Linked DNA regions of Homo sapiens: all the other regions are linked to region 1. A link is a contact called in ENCODE Hi-C data. All regions are on one chromosome and are shown on one strand. Each heading gives the region's core, a stretch centred on a gene start or an enhancer-like site at or near the end of the contact. The rest is flanking DNA. Distances are from core to core; before and after follow the strand shown.

Region 1 (2,700 bases), core at 163-2,662:
GAGCCACGGCGCCCGGCCTATACATGAGCATTTGTGAAGCTTGTCTAAGATTTGTACATTTGATTGCGTGGATATTTTGCCTTAAAAAGAACTGTAAATGAATAATGTGTGCTGATGTGTTCATGGGTGTAGAGTACTAAGGTCTGCATTAAAAAGATAAGATGGTTTGATGGAAGAACAGGTGGATAGCAATATAGCAAAATGTTAACAATTGGGTCGATATGTGTCCACTGTACAAGTCTTCCCACTTTTCTGTAAGTTTGTAAGTTTTCATAATACAAATTTGGATTTAAAAACACCCCAACATTGCAAGAGTGTCACCAAAGTGTTTGAAAAGCAGGATTCTAGGGGGGGCATTCGCTGACGACTCAGAGAAACCGTCCATGCCACCCACCACCCCTACGCACTCAAAAGAAGCCCTCGCTAGGCAGCCCGGCCCTCCGAGCCCTGGTATCGAGGGGCTCTCCGCCTCTCCCCTGCCGCGGCCGCCTCCTGCTTGCCCGGCCTCAGTCTGTTCTCAGAACATACTCCATCACCTGGTTCCCAGAACTCAGATTGCGCAGTGGTCTCGTCATCATCGGCCAGGACTCACAGTGCCCGCGGCAGAGGCCTCCCTAGACCTCCCTCCCGTCCAGCCTCACCCGCTGCCTACTCTCCTCACGCCCCTGCTCCAGGTCCCCTGGCCCCATTTCGCTCGCCACGTTTTCATAATCCTCTCAGGCTCCGGGCAAGCGGCGCCGCCCGCAATGGGACCTGATCATATAAGGAAAATACTGCGGGCTCATCCGGGGGCTGCAATGGGGACCCGAAAGCGCCCTAGCCTACTACAATCACCGCACCCCAACTGCCGCCCACCTCTCTGCCCTGCCCCCAGTACAGTACCCAAAACCGGTCCGGGTCCAGCTCGGCGGCCCAAGCCTCTGCCCAGCGGACTGCGCACCCGCCCGCCCCAGCCAATCCCGCCGCCGCCGCCGCGCCCCGCCCACAGGACGTTCGGTCCCGCCCCCAGCTGGCGGCCGCGGCCGCCCGCGCGCCAAGTTCCTCAGCCCTTGGCTCCTGCCCAGTGTTTAGGGTGTTGGCGGAGACAAAGGGGAAGAGTCATCGCCTGTCGGGGCTAGGATATGATGGGTGAGAGGTGTCAAACCAAATTCTCTCGGTTTGGAAACGGAGAAAATCTAAAAATGAGGATGTGAGGAAAGAGTCCGCTCTCAAGGCGCGTTGTGGTCTATCCGAGCCCCGTCCCCTGGGCTCCCTCGGGCTGGGGTGAGGCGGGCAGCGCTACGCGTGGGGTAGGACCATCTTACGCTGGGACCCCGCCAAGGAGCCCCAGGAAGTAGGTGAAAGGGCAGGGGCGTGGCTCTCGGGGCGCCACCCACGCTCTTGAAATCTGGGTGATTGCGAGCGGCCGCTCAGCGTCCCCCACACCACAGACCCGCGCCGCCGACGACCCAGCAGCCGCCATGGCTCTGCTCCGAGGTGAGCGCAGCCCCCTCCTCCTCTCCTCGCCCCTCGGGGTCCTGCCCTCCCCAGGCCAGGCCTCCGCTTCCGGCCGCCGCGGAGAGTCGGGGTCGTGGGGTGAAGTTCACTCAACCTCCTCGGTTTTGGAGCGGACGTGATAAAAACCCAGCCCGAAAGGCTTGTTTGGGTTAAGGAGAAAACCCTTACTTGTAAGGCGCTAGCGACAGCGATTTCGGTGCAATTTCCTGTTTAGTTGAGACCAAAGTTTGCTTGCATGTGACCTTGGAGGTCATTCCTTTCTTCGCCTAACAGTGACCCCACTAGTTCGAGTCCAAGTATTAGAAAAAATGGGGCGGCGCCATAGGCCGCGGGCGCCTGCTGCGGGGCAGCTGCGCACAGGAGCCCGCCGCTCGGCCTCGGTGGTCAGGGCTCCCCGGGTGAATCGATGGAGAGGCCTGCAGAAATGGTAGCTGGTGTTCTGCTGGAAGACCTGCCCTGCTCCCATTTCCCTTCTGTTGCTTTAGATTAGAGCGGTCACTCTATACCTAAGTTCTAGGGTTATGAACTTGTTTAAAACAACTGTGTAATAAACTCCCTTTTCAAAACAAGTGGGCACAGTCAATGGAATCTTACTTTAAGGATGTACGAGTCGAAGAACATTGAGGTGGAATACATATCGAGGCCCTGAGACAGGAAAAAGCTTGGCAGGATCTAAGAACCAAGCATTTTGGTGCTCCAGGGCCCTGTGGGCTCTGTAAGAAGGTGGGGTTTTGTTCCAAATTCAGTGGAAGGCAATACAGGGATTTAAAGCGGGGTAATGACAGGATCTGATTTCCACTCTGTCCGAATTTGGGGCGGTCTGTGTAATGGCGAAGAGACCATTTAAGGATCTATTGTAGAGGTCCAGGGAGCAGCAAATGATGGCTTTGACTCGTGTGGGGCAGTGTAATTGGGGAGAAAAGGGGAGGGATGAGTTGAGATAGATTTGGAGGTGGATTTGATAGAAAGTGGATTGGATGTGGTGGAGTAAATATAAGAAGGAAATGTCGAGAATGATGAAAAGTGTCTGGTTTGATGAACCGTGTTCATGATGATGCCACTTTACAGAGTGAGGAAAATTGGGAAAGGAATAGATGTGGAAAGAAGGATTGAGAATTCAGTTTTAGGCAGAAAACTTTTTGGTGCCTGTGAAGCAGCCAAGTGGAGATGCCAGCTAAGCATTGGTTAGGGGGATCTGAAAGT
Region 2 (2,700 bases), core at 59-2,558, 1.2 Mb before region 1:
ATTAAAGGATACCAGAGATGGAAAAAGCAAAATCCTGGTTGTAGAAAACGTGAACCGTACAAATGACTTGTTCAAGTAAAATACAGGGAACAAAATAAAGAGCAAGAGAAAAAGATTAAGAGAGATCTAAGAGACATCAACCAAATATAACGTGTGTAGATTGTTTGGATACTGATTTGGACAAACTGGGTAAGAGGAAAGAGACAACTAGGAAAATGTAAATGCTGACTGGATAGTAGAGGGTAAAATGAAGTGCTAAGTACACTGATAATGGCTTTATGTTTTAAAAAGGTGTTATTGTGTTTTATAAACATGAACAAGGTAACAGATGGAATGGTACATTTCAGATTTGCTTCAAAATACTACAGTGGGGGAGAGGGTAACAGATGAAACAGAATTGATCATGAATTGGGAGTTCAGTTACTATTCAATTTTCATATATGACTTGAAGGTTTCCATAATAATTTTAAAACAAATATAATGAAAACCCTCCAAATAGGTCGGGAAGTAATCAGAAATTATTTAATCAATGGTGCATGTTTTGGGACATGCACCATTCTAGGCACTAGGAATTAAATGCGAGCAAACCAGATTAGGTCCCTGTCTTCTTGGAAAAAAAACAAAACAAAAACCCAGCTGCTTGCTTTCTCAAGACTGTGATCCACGTTCGGCGAAGTGCATATTCCAGTCGTGATCACAGTACTGTCATTTCACTCTGGGCCCGTGGATCTCGGTCCTGGCCGCAGATCACAATTCCCCGGTGATGATGGGGCATCAGCATTTGGAGGCTTCCCAAGCGATTCTACTGGTTGCCGGGTTGAGAACCGGCGCTCCTTCGTTTTCAGGCAGGCAGTGTCAACCCTGCAATCACCCTGTGGTGTGCCTAGGGCAGATATCGCTGTCCTCCATCTTAGAGCTGAAAGAACCGAGGCCGGGCGGCAGAGAGTAAGAGGCCAAGGCACAGGCAGGGCCAGAGGCCAGATTTCCGGCCTCCAGAGAGCCCAGGCTCCCCCACGAGACCGTGTTGGCCTCGAAAAAGGCTGGGTGGGCGGCGGCGCCGGGCGGCCGAGGCTCCGGCCCGCCGAGACTCCGGCCCGGGGCGGTGAACGAGGCGCGTCCTCGCTCCCGGGCGCTCCCCAGGCTTAGGTCCCCAGCGCCGGGCCGTGCCTGATCGAGCCGGCGAGTCCCGAGGAAGCGCGCCCGCCCCCCTCTGGTATGCCCTACCGCACTCACCCTCTCCCCGAGGCCCGCGCCAGGAGCCGAGGGAGGCGCAGGCCCGCACCCTGGCCCAGCTGTCCGCGGGGCTACAATGCGCCCGGGCGGAAGTGCGCCGCCGGCCGGGTCCCGCGCGGCCGCTCTAGGATGCGAGGGAGGTCCGCGCTCGGTGGCGCCCGCGCGGGACCTGGCTCTGGGCGCGCTTCCGGGCTCCCCCCGGGCCGCGAGGGCAGTGATTGAGTTTCCCTCTTTCCCAGGTCGCTGTGTGTCAGGTGGTAGCTATCGCCCTGAGGACCAGAGCGGGATAAACCAAAAGGGAAAAAGTTACTCTTCTTTTGTTTTCCGTGTAATATTTTCCACATAAGAGTGTTCTTCCTGATGTTTTGCTCATACATATGTGTCATTTTTGGTCTTTGGTTGGGATGAATCTTTACTGTCTTTCATCCACTAAGATCCTTTGCCTGACCATGCACCTTCATAAAGCCCCGTCCATATTCCATTTTCCTACTCTAGGTTGGAATATTTGCTTAACATCTGAAGCTGATTGTGCCATACTCACTCCAAGCCTTGGTGTTCTCTTAGGTAGCGGACGTGGGATTGAAAAACCCAGGCTGGCTGTATACAGAACGGGCACGTGGCGATTACAGACCACAGGGAAAAACTCCTTCAGTTTGAATAACAACTTTTAAAAAAAGTATTTCAAGCTCCTGTGTACTGCCAGATGCACTGATTTCGTGCTCAGCGTACTTGAGGTGGTCAAAATATCCAGCAGCTGGCCGGGCGCCGTGGCTCACACCTGTAATCCCATCACTTTGGGAGGCCAAGACGAGCGGATTGCCTGAGCTCAGGAGTTCGAGACCAACCTGGCCAACATGGCAAACCTCGTCTCTACTAAAAATACAAAAAAAAAAAAAAATTAGCCGGTCATGGTGGCACACGCCTGTAGTCCCAGCTACTCGGGAGGCTGAGGCATGAGAATCGCTTGAACCCAGGAGGTGCAGGTTGCGGTGAGCCAAGATCGCACCACTGCATTCCAGCCTGGGCGACAGAGCGAGACTCTGTTAAAAAAAAAAAAAAAAAAAAAAAAAAAAATCCAGCAGCTTCAAAATAGGAATCGGAGTGGTGTTTCTTGAAACTACCAGGACAGAGAGACTGCCACTTGTTTAAAAATCATTAACTCATCTACTTCTACTTATTGGGCTCTTTTAACCTTTATTCCAGTATTAATGGAGCTCTGACTTTGTGGATAGTATTATTTTTGGGGCTGAGAGATTTTAAAAATTTGTCATGGTCCCTGGTTTTGGGTTTTTGTTTGTTTGTTTGTTTGTGACAGGGTCTCACTCTATCACCCAGGTTGGAGCGCAGTGGCGCGATCTCAGCTCACTGCAACCTCTTCCTCCTGGACTCAACCAATCCTCCCACCTCGGCCTCCCAAGTATCAGTAGCTGGGACTACAGGACTACAACCTCCCAAGTAGCTGGCACT
Region 3 (2,700 bases), core at 152-2,651, 1.0 Mb after region 1:
CCTAGACTCTGGAGCAGTCAGAATCTGACCTGCATGTCACTCTGCACTCTGGCAACAGTCTGTGGTGGCTGCACATCTTGTCTGGAGGGAGACGGGGACCATGTGGGCACTGGGCTGCAGCCTCCGCCCTGGGACAAGTTTGCTTGAGTTCTGATGCCAGCTGGGCCCTGAACTACTCCTTGGGTTTGGGTGTGTCCCTTTTTAGGTGGACTTGAACCTTTCCCCAAGTATCCCTGATCTCCCTGGCCAACGACCCCTGACCATTCCACTGCTTCACTCTGCTCTGCCCCTAGACACTGAGGATTCTTGGATGCCAGTGACAGAAACCATCTCAGACTAGCTGAAGAGGCACACAGGCCTGGGCTGTCTTACATGGAAGGTGGGCCCTAGGACACAGCCTGTCCCCAGGGCTCAAACAGCAACCCCAGGGCTGGTCCTCCCTTCTCTCCCCTCTCTCCCTTGTCTGGGCTTTGACTTGCATGCTGACTGATTTTTCTGCTGCCACAGACAGGTTCTCCCTTTGCCATGGCTAAGATGGCGGTCAGCAGCACCTGGTCTCTCTCATAATGGTTCTTGAGCCAAAAGGAAGACAGAGCCCCCCCTCCCCAAATGTCAAACCCTCAAATCTCAGGGAAGGATTCTGACTGGCCCTGCTCATCACATGACTATCTCTCAGCCCAATCACTGTGGCTGTGGTGATGGGGTTCCCTGATTGGACAGAACCAGGTCATGTGGTCATTCTGCAGCTGGGGCAGGTGGGCTCAGTGACAGATCCCTGGACCACACGCAGAAATAACAGCTGCCCCCTGCAATCACAGGCCTTACCTAGGACCATCGGGTGGCTGTCACAGGTGCCTGACACTCTCCTGAGCATCATGTCAAATTCCCGATGTACTGGGTGATTGCTGCCCTTTCTGTCCCATCCAAAAGAATGAAGAGAGAGTGATATGATGAGGATTATCTTGAATCTGCTCTAATCAATGGACATGAAAATCAAGCCCCAAATGCCGATCCTTTAACTATTATTAATAAAAAATTACCAGACACATTCTCTGTGACTGATGGTTCATGACACTGTGGCTGGAAATGCTTTCTCCCCAGCAGTTGGCTCTAGACAAAGGGCACACACTGTGGCTGGGAACAGCCATCAGCCACTTCCAGCTAAATCTGGATCACTCTGGAGACATTTCCAAGTTTCCCAGGCTGTGAGCACCCAGCATATTTCTATTGGCAAAATCAGGTCAGGTAGGCTCAGCTCTGCTGATCCGTAGGAGGGGACAGGGAGGCGGGGGGATGGCGCTGGGTTGCAGCAGAGAGAAGCTGAGAAGTCAGGCTGATCCAGCAGGAATTCTGTCTCACACTTAGGCAGGCGCGAAGCCTTATTCTCAGGCAAGGGAGCCAGCACCTGCTGTGGCTGTGGCCTTGAAAAGCCCTCAGAAGAGGCTGGAAGTTTTCCTTTCAGCCTGAGCAGAGAGAGAAGGCTGGATTGTCTGACAGATGAAGAATACCAGTGGGACAAGCAGGAATTCCTCAAAGCAAGGTGTCACTGGACTCAGCCTCAGGGAGGACGTTAGTACCACTTGTCAGGTCAAGGGGCGTGAGGGGGCTGAAGTTCCCAGGCTCAAGGGCAGCCCTCAGTGATTACACACTTAGTAGCTGGTGCCCGTGCTGGCGCCCTGATCTTCTCTGCCGCCTGCCTGATGTTCATGTCACTGTCTCGCCATACCTCTACACAGCACTCTGCCTTTCTAGGCACTTCCTGCAGCTTTCCTGGCTCTGCCCCACACAGCAGCTCACTGGAGGATGAGGCTCCTTGATCTGCCTACCTTCTGAGGTTGACAGAGCTGGAACCCAGGTCTCTGATCCTGGGCCTGGTGCTCTTTGGACCCCCCAAGGCATCAAGTTTGAAAAGGTCATCATGCAGACATGACAGCCACCCACCCCTGCCTTACACTTCCCTCCAGGTCCTCAGAGGAGAGGGCTGAGTTGTTGTCTCTGCAGAATTCGGATATTCCCTGCCTGGCTGCCATCCTGCCCAGGAGAGAGGCCGAGGGCTTGGAGACAGGTGTTTGCCAGGCCTAGGCCCGGGCACAGGTGGTAGGTCTTATCCATGACATGAAGCTCTCTGTGGAAACAGAGTGGGGCTGTGCTCACTGAGGCCTCAGCCTGAGGAGCAGGCCAACCGCAAAATAAAAGGACAGCAAGACTGGCCAACTGCTGTGACTCTGTGTCCCCATCTATAAAATGGAAAGTCACCATGTGACTGTCAGGCCAGTCACCGTGCCTCTGCATCCTTATCTATAAAATGAAAGAGACCTTTGACCTGCACCCAGGTGACAGAGTGACGCAAACAGGTGTAATAACCCTTCCTAATCAGCAAAGGGTGACTGTGCCCATATTCTGCTATGTGAGAAACTGAAGCATAAGTTGGATGAATGTTGTATCCAAGGTTTCCTGTGGGAGGAACTGGGAGCTGGGGCCAGAATTCAGCTTATCCAGCTTTTTGGAGATTCCTAGAGTCTTCTCCACGGTTTCTGCCTGGACCAGGTTCTACTAAGAAGGTTGGGTCCCCAACCCTAGGCAGAAATGGCATCTGGGATCCCTCTGCTCTGGAAGCAGTTGGAAGCTGAAGAAATGACTTTTGAAACCCTACTTTCAATGAGTGGCCCAATTACTTCTGAAATTGTCCGGAAGACTGGC
Region 4 (2,700 bases), core at 167-2,666, 1.1 Mb before region 1:
ATTACATGCGTGAGCCACCGCGAACGGCCTATATGTATGTTTTTAAAAACAACTGTTTCTCTCATCTAATTTACAGAGTATTTGTAAATTGAAAATCAAAATTATGGGTACAACATCGCAATTAGCTTAACAACATGAGCAATGCTTAAGGAGTATACACGTTTAAGGGAGTGGGGGTGGAGGATGCAGCTATGAAGTTAGACCACTTGAGTTTGAATCTAGGCTTTGTCACGTTAAAACTGTGGTCTTAGGCAAGTTACTTAACCTACCTAAACCTTAGTTTCCTGGTTTGTAAAGTGGAGGCAGTAACAGTATCAACCTCAAAGGGTTATTTTGAGATAATCCGTGTAGAAACTAGCGCTCTGCCTGTCACTAGCAATTAATACATGCTACTATTGTTATCGTTATCAACTGCAACACTAACAGAAATAGCAATGCTATTAACCTCTTTGCTTAGAGGTGATAGCCACAAGCATCAGGAAGGTAAATCCACAGACAGAAGATGATAAAACGTTTTGTAAGAAAGCACGTGTTAATTTGATCACGCTTCTCACCACAAGCAACGTAAATTTTCTAGAATTATCTCTGGAACCAAAAAAGAAAGTCGAAACCTAGGACCACCTAGGTAACACCACATGCAGAGATAGTTATCGCCAGCGTGAAAGAAACACCTGCCAATCCCGGTCCACAGATGGCATTTAATAATAGACGGAATCGGTCCAATCTCAGAACTCTCCAGCCCGCAGCAAGTCTTTTTTTAAAGGGAGGAGCCACACACACAGCCTAACTCCTGCCGTTAACTCGGCCCGACTGAATAAAGGAGATAGGCTTGCCAAAGGGTTTCCAGCCACAGAAGTCCTTTTGTGGAGGGGTGCAGAAAGAGCGAGAAAGAGATGCTGGCGTTTGGAGGCCCAGGGCCTCGCTCCCGGGCGAGAGCGGGGCGCCCAGGCACCAGCCGGCGGAGGAACCTGGAAATCGCGCGCCGGGTAGAGCCGCGGCCGCTGGAACCTGGGTCGCCGCGATGTAGCCGGTCCCTCGCCCTCAGCCCGGACTCCGCAGACCGCTTCCCTTCCCCCAGCCCCCACCGCCAGGCCGGGAACGGCGGGGGCCGCACGCGCGGAGGCCGGAGGCGCGGCAGCGCTGGGCTCTCGGGGCCGGGCCAGGGGAGGCCGGCGCCCGCTCCTCTCCCGGACCCCCGCCCGGGCCCCACCGCGCCGGGCCTTACCAGAGGTCTCGCGCCGCGACAGGTGGTACACCCGGCGGAGAGGCCGCGCCCTGCCGCCCGCCCTGGCGATGCTCAGCTCCCGCGCCGCCCGGCCCTCCCCTTCTGCGAGCCTCCCGGAGCCGCCGTCAGCTCAGGCTCACACTGGCGCGGGCGGCCCCACACGCAGAGGCGGCCCGAAGAGCGGCCGAGAGAGGGGAGGGCGCGAGGAGCCGGCCAGCCGCGGGGCCCGGAAGGCGTGGCCCACGGTGGAGACGGACGGGCTCGCGGGCCAATTGGAGGCAGGAACCGGCCGGAGGGGCGGGCTCCGTCTGGAGGCTTAGCTGCCGGCGCTGGGGTTCCTGTCCTCCGCGCCTTCCTCAACCCAGCTCCTGGAGGTTACGGTTCTGAGGCGGGGCGGGCGGCCTCGTGGACGCGATGCTGAGGATGTGAGAAGTGCAGTGCGGAGGAGGAGGTGGAGCTCCGCCGCTCCATGAAGGAAGCCGGGGCTGGCCGACCGCGCCCCCCAGCACTCCTGGCCCGGGGGTCCCAGTCTCCGAACCCGCGGAGGCCAGGGAAGCTGGGAGTTGGGGTCTGTCCTGCCTGAGCCACAGAGGAAGGGGGAGAACGGGAGGGCAGGAGACGGCAAAGGAAGGAAGAAGAGGACCCAGGAAATGCGAGGCTTCCGCACTTCAGCGACGCTTTCACTTTCCGAGCTGTTTTGTGTGCTTAGGACTTGCTCTTCTGCAGAATTCTTTGCCACTCCTCATGGCTGCTGGCAAGGTTATTGGCCTGCGGTGAATTTACCAATCACCTCCACTGTCACAGTCACCATAAATAGATGCTCAATGTTCTGCCTCAGAAAAGCACCGGAACACTTAATTGTCTTGTCCTTGAAAGCCGCAGGGACCGTGCCTTCCAACATCCCTACCCCCGCCCTCCCAACGGTTGTGACATGGGAGGATATTTCTTCACCCTTATTTCAGAAAATGTTATCACCCAAAACTCTTTACTATAATGAGCTTGTGTACTCTTAAAACAAGGCATGGTAATGACAATTTCAAAAATAAGATGTAAAATATAAAAAAAGAGGCAAGGCAGAATAAAATTAAAAGTGATGGAAATGTAGGATTGAGAAGATGGAGTGGAAGTAGGGAAGAGTGAATTGCTCCCTCCTAAACTCTGACAATTAAATAAAATCTGGGGCAATCGCCCCTCTCTGAACATTGAAGGGTGGGGCCTGTGAGGAGGAAACTCCAGTTAGGTGATAATCCATAGGTGTGGTTGCTATAATAACCACCGCAGGCAAGGAGAGGTTATAAATATGAATGACCTAAAGTAACTCTGCTTGCCAGGAACTTACAAGATGCAGCAGGTTGGATGAAGGAAACTAAACATTACCAGTGTCTTTCTACATAAATGCTTCATTAGTAGAGGTGAAATTCTTTTGTCTTTGAAAGACAGTTGTGGGGGTGTTGGGGGGTAGATGGGGAATGGGG

Evidence for each region. Hi-C counts contacts between places; a loop is a spot of excess contacts on that map. Pooled maps may share reads with other maps.
Region 2: a pooled map shows a loop between it and region 1 (11-fold over the local background). The contact joins the promoter of ELAC1 here to the promoter of ACAA2 in region 1. A Hi-C loop is called at or near these places in 9 of 50 pooled maps.
Region 3: a loop to region 1 is called in a pooled map, with 5 times the contacts of the local background. The contact joins the enhancer-like site here to the promoter of ACAA2 in region 1. A Hi-C loop is called at or near these places in 3 of 50 pooled maps.
Region 4: a loop to region 1 is called in a map of CD8-positive, alpha-beta T cell, with 5 times the contacts of the local background. The contact joins the promoter of ME2 here to the promoter of ACAA2 in region 1. A Hi-C loop is called at or near these places in 1 of 168 maps with a recorded cell type or tissue (CD8-positive, alpha-beta T cell), 1 of 37 single-sample maps with no recorded cell type and 11 of 50 pooled maps.

The regions. Positions count from the first base shown.
Region 1 is chr18:49,812,245-49,814,944 of GRCh38, reverse strand. ACAA2 (acetyl-CoA acyltransferase 2) reads left to right here and starts at 1,412. Exons shown (of 10, transcript NM_006111.3): 1 at 1,412-1,476. The coding sequence starts at 1,461. It overlaps SNHG22 (small nucleolar RNA host gene 22), which reads right to left and starts at 922. Exons shown (of 4, transcript NR_117096.1): 1 at 883-922. It also overlaps SCARNA17. RefSeq lists silencers at 900-1,069, 1,312-1,606, 1,500-1,619.
Region 2 is chr18:50,966,648-50,969,347 of GRCh38, reverse strand. ELAC1 (elaC ribonuclease Z 1) reads right to left here and starts at 1,308. Exons shown (of 4, transcript NM_018696.3): 1 at 1,234-1,308. RefSeq lists a silencer at 981-1,470 and an enhancer at 1,621-1,680.
Region 3 is chr18:48,801,677-48,804,376 of GRCh38, reverse strand. All of the region lies in intron 9 of CTIF (cap binding complex dependent translation initiation factor), which reads right to left. Among named protein-coding and RNA genes, the nearest start is that of CTIF-AS1, 39 kb to the left of the region's middle. RefSeq lists an enhancer at 2,645-2,700. Within about 2 kb of position 1,401, at least 13 of the 41 ENCODE cell types and tissues checked have a DNase peak (open chromatin) inside an H3K27ac peak, as active enhancers do.
Region 4 is chr18:50,877,834-50,880,533 of GRCh38, reverse strand. It overlaps ME2 (malic enzyme 2), which reads right to left and starts at 1,416. Exons shown (of 16, transcript NM_002396.5): 1 at 1,226-1,416. RefSeq lists a silencer at 1,028-1,587 and an enhancer at 1,126-1,627.